Regions from separate parts of the Mus musculus genome. Here region 1 is linked to region 2. A link is a contact called in ENCODE Hi-C data. All regions are on one chromosome and are shown on one strand. Each heading gives the region's core, a stretch centred on a gene start or an enhancer-like site at or near the end of the contact. The rest is flanking DNA. Distances are from core to core; before and after follow the strand shown. Region 1 holds the start of Fbxw24 (F-box and WD-40 domain protein 24). Region 2 overlaps Pfkfb4 (6-phosphofructo-2-kinase/fructose-2,6-biphosphatase 4).

Region 1 (2,730 bases), core at 168-2,667, 620 kb after region 2:
TCACAGACTGGTTCCATGGCTGTGCTAGCACAGCTGCCCCATCCTGTTAAACTACAATTCCCTTCCTCTTTTAAATGAGAATGTAGCACTGCACAGAATGGGAAAAACCAAGTGGGGTCTCTCCTAGGTCCTCAAGCCCATACCACACTCCAAAGGAATTTCCTTGTAAGTGAAATCTTCTGGAATTGCCCGGGACTTGACGTGTTCTTGCCATGTTCGGTAAACAAAGAACTGTTTCCATGTCTCTTTGCCCAGGAGCTGTAGGGTAACCATGTCACAGAAGAGCCATCTTTCCTGACACAACTTCCTGCAATACACAGTTGCAATTCCATCAGGCTGACCCCAGTCACCTTACTTTAGAGCCATGGTTACAGTGTGCAAACATAAATTCACTAACCATCCTCATGCAGCAGAGGTCCAGGCCCAGAATCCGAAGGCCTGTTCTTCCCTCTCTGCCCCATCTTGTCCCCTCCTCCCATCCCACCCTGCCCCTCTCCTTACCTCCACAGGAAATCATTGCTTGCAAGTGCATTCCAGTTCTATGAGAGAGAAAAAAATTCCTTAAACCAACAACCACCTCCCTCTCCTGTACTCATTTTTTTTCTGGGCTAGGCCTACACAGGTTAATAAAACAGAGTCCTAGCTCTCAGCATGGAGAGACCTACCCCAGCCAACACAAGTCACCTTGTGAGGGCTCAGAGGAAGGAGGGCCAGGCTCAAAGGTCTGACATGGAGTCTCAAGAATGGCAAGCATCAGCAGCACATCTCCGGAGGGAAGACTGTTCGTTTCTTTTGGCAGAATGCTATTATCACTGTTATTGTTGTGAATTAAGGTTTCTAGTAGCCTGGCCTGGTTTTAAATTCCTTTCATTGAGTTTGCCCCAAATTCCTGATCATCTTGCTTCTACCTCACAAGGGCTTCAATTACAGTCCTAAACCACCACTCCTGACTCATTTAACCAGATTTGAGGTCTTCAGAGTGGATAATGCTCACCCGTGTCCGCTAGATATATCTGTTTGCTATTCTGTAGGATGGAGCTCCTGTTGGTCAAGAGAAGCAGATGAGTCCCAGAGAAACTTACATGTCAGAGCTGAGTTGACAGGTCTGAATAAGGTAAGTTTAAGTAGGGAGGGATGGAGGAAAGGAAGGAAGGAAGAATGGAAGGAAGGAAGGAAGGAAGGCAGGCTGTGTTGAGTGTGATGCTGGGGTATCTAAGACTGCAAGACTGAGTGGGAAAGGTCAAAGGGCCTCATGTAGGGTGCACCGAATAGAGGAGTTCAGCCAAGGAGCTTTTACCTTGTTCACTTGGGCAACCTGTAGCAAACTGTAGGCATCTAGATAGGAGAAGATTTCCATCATAGGGAAACTAGACAAATGGATCTCCATCTTCAGTGGCCTAAGTCCACACTGACTCTCCTTTCTCCTCCCAGCTTGATCTGATTTTAAAGACTCGGCCAAAGATTTCACAGGATTGCCAACCATAGTTCATCAGGATTTGACTGGAGCAAGCTGCAGCTGTGTAGACGCTCAGCCTGACTCCCCTTCCCCTCTCACTGCAGCCAGATGCACTCAGCTGAGAGTGCTCACACCTTAACTCACTCCACAGTGATTTTCATAGCATAGATGAGCTCAACAACCCCTTCCTGGTACTGTGGAGACCAAAAGCACATGATCTGGGGCAGCCCTGATTGATGATGTACTTCTCAGAACCTTCTAGAAAATCCCGAGTAACACACTAATTGTCAACAGGTTCAATTGCTTATGTGAAGTCCATTAGGTTTCTCCAAATTCCTGGTGTAGGGAAACTGGTTTCCATGTTCATGTCTACCTTGAGACCTGAGTTAGATCAGCAGGGCCCACCTCTCTGTGCCTGCACAGCCTCTGAGAGCATGTGCTTGTGTACTTAAATTTCTATTAGACAGTGGCAACAAAGAAGACACCTAATATTTACTGCTAATCTCTGCACATGGATGCTCATGTGCACTGCAGCATATAGGCACTTTTACATGTACTGAACATGATTCCTGGACAGCCTAAGGCTAAAGAATGAGACTTTGTTTCATAAAAAGAGTAAAAGTGTCATGCTGATTTTACTCATGCTGAGTATATTACTAACTAGAAATCAGAATGAATTTTCATTCTAGACGGTCATCCACAGGTAGAGCTTAGGTCCTGGACCTTTGGTAACTGTGCTACTCTATCCTTTAAGACAATAACCCAAGGAACCCAGCACAACAATAGAGTACACTCAGACATACACCATGGACATATGCACATATACATACTTAGACATACACACATACAAAATGGTTATATGAGACACAGTTTAAATTATGCTCTCTACTGATTCAGATTGAAAATAATTTTGAGGACTGCAGACCCCACCATTGGATTTGTTACTACATAATTGGATGTTAGAACGTGAAGCGACTGCAACCAGCAAAACCAAAGCAGCCTGCAGAGGGGACTCAGGCCACAGTACAGGCCCTGAAAGGAGCCAGAGACCTCGTTGTGCTTCACTTTCTCAGCTTTCACCTTTCTTTCCTTTCTTTTTCTTTTCTTTTCTTTTCTTTCTTTCTCTTTCTTCATTTCTTACTCTCTCTCTCTCTCTCTCTCTCTCTTTCATTTCTTTTTCTTTCTTCTCTTCTTTATTTGATTTTGAGACAGGTTTTCACTCTCTACCCCTGACTGACCAGTCTGGATCTTGATATATAATCCAGGCCTCAAAC
Region 2 (2,748 bases), core at 63-2,562:
TGGACAGGTGGGTGAGAGAGCCCCGTGGCTGCAGCGGCACTGAGGGGGGTGGGGGGAGTCCACTTGGCCATCTCGGTGTGATTCCCTGTGGTGGCTCCGTGTGGTGGTCGCCTAAGGGTGATGGCCTCTCAGGGAAGCACTCCAGAAGGCCGGTGTGGTCTGACCACTTTTGTTTCTTTCCTTGAGGCAGAAGTTGTTGGCTAGAGGTGGCTTACAGAACACTCATTACCTCCTGTGGGACTTTCTCCTGTCTCACTATAAAATCAAACCTAATTTCTATGCAGGAGGCCTTCCCAAAAGGTGTTTGCAAACACTTCATACATTTCTTTCATTCTGCTGTTGGGGAGTGGACAGGAGCTAGCCAGATCTGCCTATGAGCAGCAGTCGATGGCCACTACTTGTCAGGTCCATCTGCCTCCCTCTGGGACAGAATGGCAAGCAGGAGTGCTGAGTGGCCAAGGACCTTCACTTCCAAAGTGGGTGCCCAGCTGAGGGTCTTGTGGCTGGCATCAGCAACATCTCCAGCCAACTGGCCAGATAATGAATGGTTTATTTAGGGTTTGGAACCCTGCTACAGTTACTGACTGTGCCATTGTGCTGCAAAAGAAACTGTAAATAAATGGCCATGGGTGTGTTCCACTAAAACTTGATAGAAAACAGCCTGTGGGCGGCATTTGCGTTGTTGGCAGTACTGTGCCTCTTGGCCTAAGTATAACCAGCAGCAGTGAATGAAGTAAATAGCACTGAGGCCATGGTGAAATCTTAGTCACCATAAACCATAATTATAGAAAGACGTGGGAGCGTGCATTGCACAGTGTTAAGTGAAAGGCTGGGTTATAAATATGTGTTTGGTGTTTATGATTACATAAGAATAGATAATGTATGATCATATATAATGTATAATATATGATCCAAGGAACACAGCAGCTGCTAGAGGGACGGCTTCCGGGTACTCATAGAATGGTGGTGCCTGTGTTGCCCGTGGGCTGACACATCTCCCCTCTGCTGGGCTCTGCAGCCAGACTGGAGCTGAGTGGCCCTTAGGCCTGTCCCTGTGTGGCCTTGTTATTCAACTCCCCCCCCCCCCCCCGCCTCCCCGGCATTGCTTCTTGTCACTCTGCAGGGCTACTGCACGAGAGCCTCACCCTGAACAGCCCCAGTTAGACCTGTCAGCAAACGTTGCTCCCGGGGTTATTGGTAGAGTAAAGGTAATAAGGGTACAGACAGGGAGAACTTGTATGAGAACATCCGGGAACTCTCAGCTGCTTCACCCCCCCGTTCCCAGCACTGCTAAGTCACTGCCTGTCCCCAGCATGGCCAAGTCACAGCCCGATCCCAGCACTGCTAAGTCACAGCCCAGCTTCAGCACTTGCTAAGTCATCCCTCCCCACCGCTGCCAACATATGTGCTCTCTAAGCAGAAGCATCGCCCAGGCGCAAAGTGGAGAGAGAGGCCAGCACTGTCTTCCTGTGCTTCTTGGCCACAGGATGCCTGAGGAGGAGGGGTAGTAGCTCCTTGGCGTATATGTGACCCTGACTGTGTGACTGGAGGCGAGGGTCTCTGGGGGAAAGAAAGCTGCCTAGGAACTTTGGGGAGTGCAGCGCTTGCCAGCGTCTGCCAGGTCAGCCGTAGGAACAGCTGTCTCTGGTTCAGCTTACGGAGCACAGAGGGTGACAGGAAGGGGTCTGGAAACACACACGCAGCAGTAAAATCCTGATATGACTTCACCGACCACTGTTCTAGCTGTCCCCTTTAGCACAATGAGTGTTGACCCCCCACCCCCACAGCACGTGTATGTGTGTCACTGAGGTGTGTCCCAGCTGCCTCACCCCCTGCCACTCTCACACCAGCTGCCGGTCCTGTGTGTTGTGATCCCAGATCCAGTGGGCAGAGTCGCAGGCTTTTCAGCTAGTTCCTGTGGCTGCCGGTGTGCTTCCAAGGGCCTGGCCACCCTCACAGGCGCTCTCTACCTTCTCTCTGGCAAGGGATCTGTCCTACATCAAGATCATGGACGTGGGCCAGAGCTATGTGGTGAACCGTGTTGCTGATCACATCCAGAGTCGCATCGTTTATTACCTCATGAACATCCATGTGACACCCCGCTCCATCTACCTCTGCCGGCATGGGGAGAGCGAGCTAAACCTCAAGGGCCGGATTGGTGGGGATCCTGGACTGTCCCCCCGGGGCCGGGAGGTCAGTGTGTGTGTGTGTGTGATGCACATGGGCATGCATCGGTGCATCGGTACCTTCAGGTAGAGGGATGGATATGTGAATATGTGTGTAGGGGCTGCTATAGCCAATGTGCAGTTGAGGCAGAGAGTCATTATCCGGTGTAGAACGTGGGAAAGGGGATGAGGTGCTGAGCAAACGCACATGAACATTCTCCAGGCAGAGGCCATTCCCCTTAGAGCAGCCCGAGCCCCAACTGAACAGCTATGGCCTTGACATGGTTCAGGGGGATATCGAGGACTCATAGAAGAGGTTACATGGCCTTGGGGCAGTTGATCAACAAATCTGGGGTTGCTCCTGGGGTCTGGGGAGAAGGCACAGAACTTGGATGTGTACACCATTGGGAAGTTAGTGTGACTTTTTAAAAACTAAACCCACTTCCTGGGTTTGGTCAGGACCCTGTGGGGCCTATGCTTGAGGCAGCCCAGGACCTGTGGGGCTGAGTGTGCTGTAAATGTGTTCCAGTTTTCCAAGCATCTGGCCCAGTTCATCAGTGACCAGAACATTAAGGATCTGAAG

What was found. Hi-C counts contacts between places; a loop is a spot of excess contacts on that map.
Region 1: a loop to region 2 is called in a map of T-helper 17 cell, with 2.4 times the contacts of the local background. The contact joins the promoter of Fbxw24 here to the enhancer-like site in region 2. A Hi-C loop is called at or near these places in 4 of 37 maps with a recorded cell type or tissue (T-helper 1 cell, T-helper 17 cell, regulatory T cell and 1 more).

Annotation. Positions count from the first base shown.
Region 1 is chr9:109,624,642-109,627,371 of GRCm38, forward strand. It overlaps Fbxw24 (F-box and WD-40 domain protein 24), which reads right to left and starts at 1,418. Exons shown (of 10, transcript NM_001013776.4): 1 at 1,298-1,418; 2 at 502-539; 3 at 144-307. The coding sequence starts at 1,387.
Region 2 is chr9:109,008,464-109,011,211 of GRCm38, forward strand. It overlaps Pfkfb4 (6-phosphofructo-2-kinase/fructose-2,6-biphosphatase 4), which reads left to right. Exons shown (of 14, transcript NM_173019.5): 7 at 1-7; 8 at 1,986-2,193; 9 at 2,695-2,748. Among named protein-coding and RNA genes, the nearest start is that of Pfkfb4, 18 kb to the left of the region's middle. Within about 2 kb of position 1,313, at least 1 of the 3 ENCODE cell types and tissues checked has a DNase peak (open chromatin) inside an H3K27ac peak, as active enhancers do.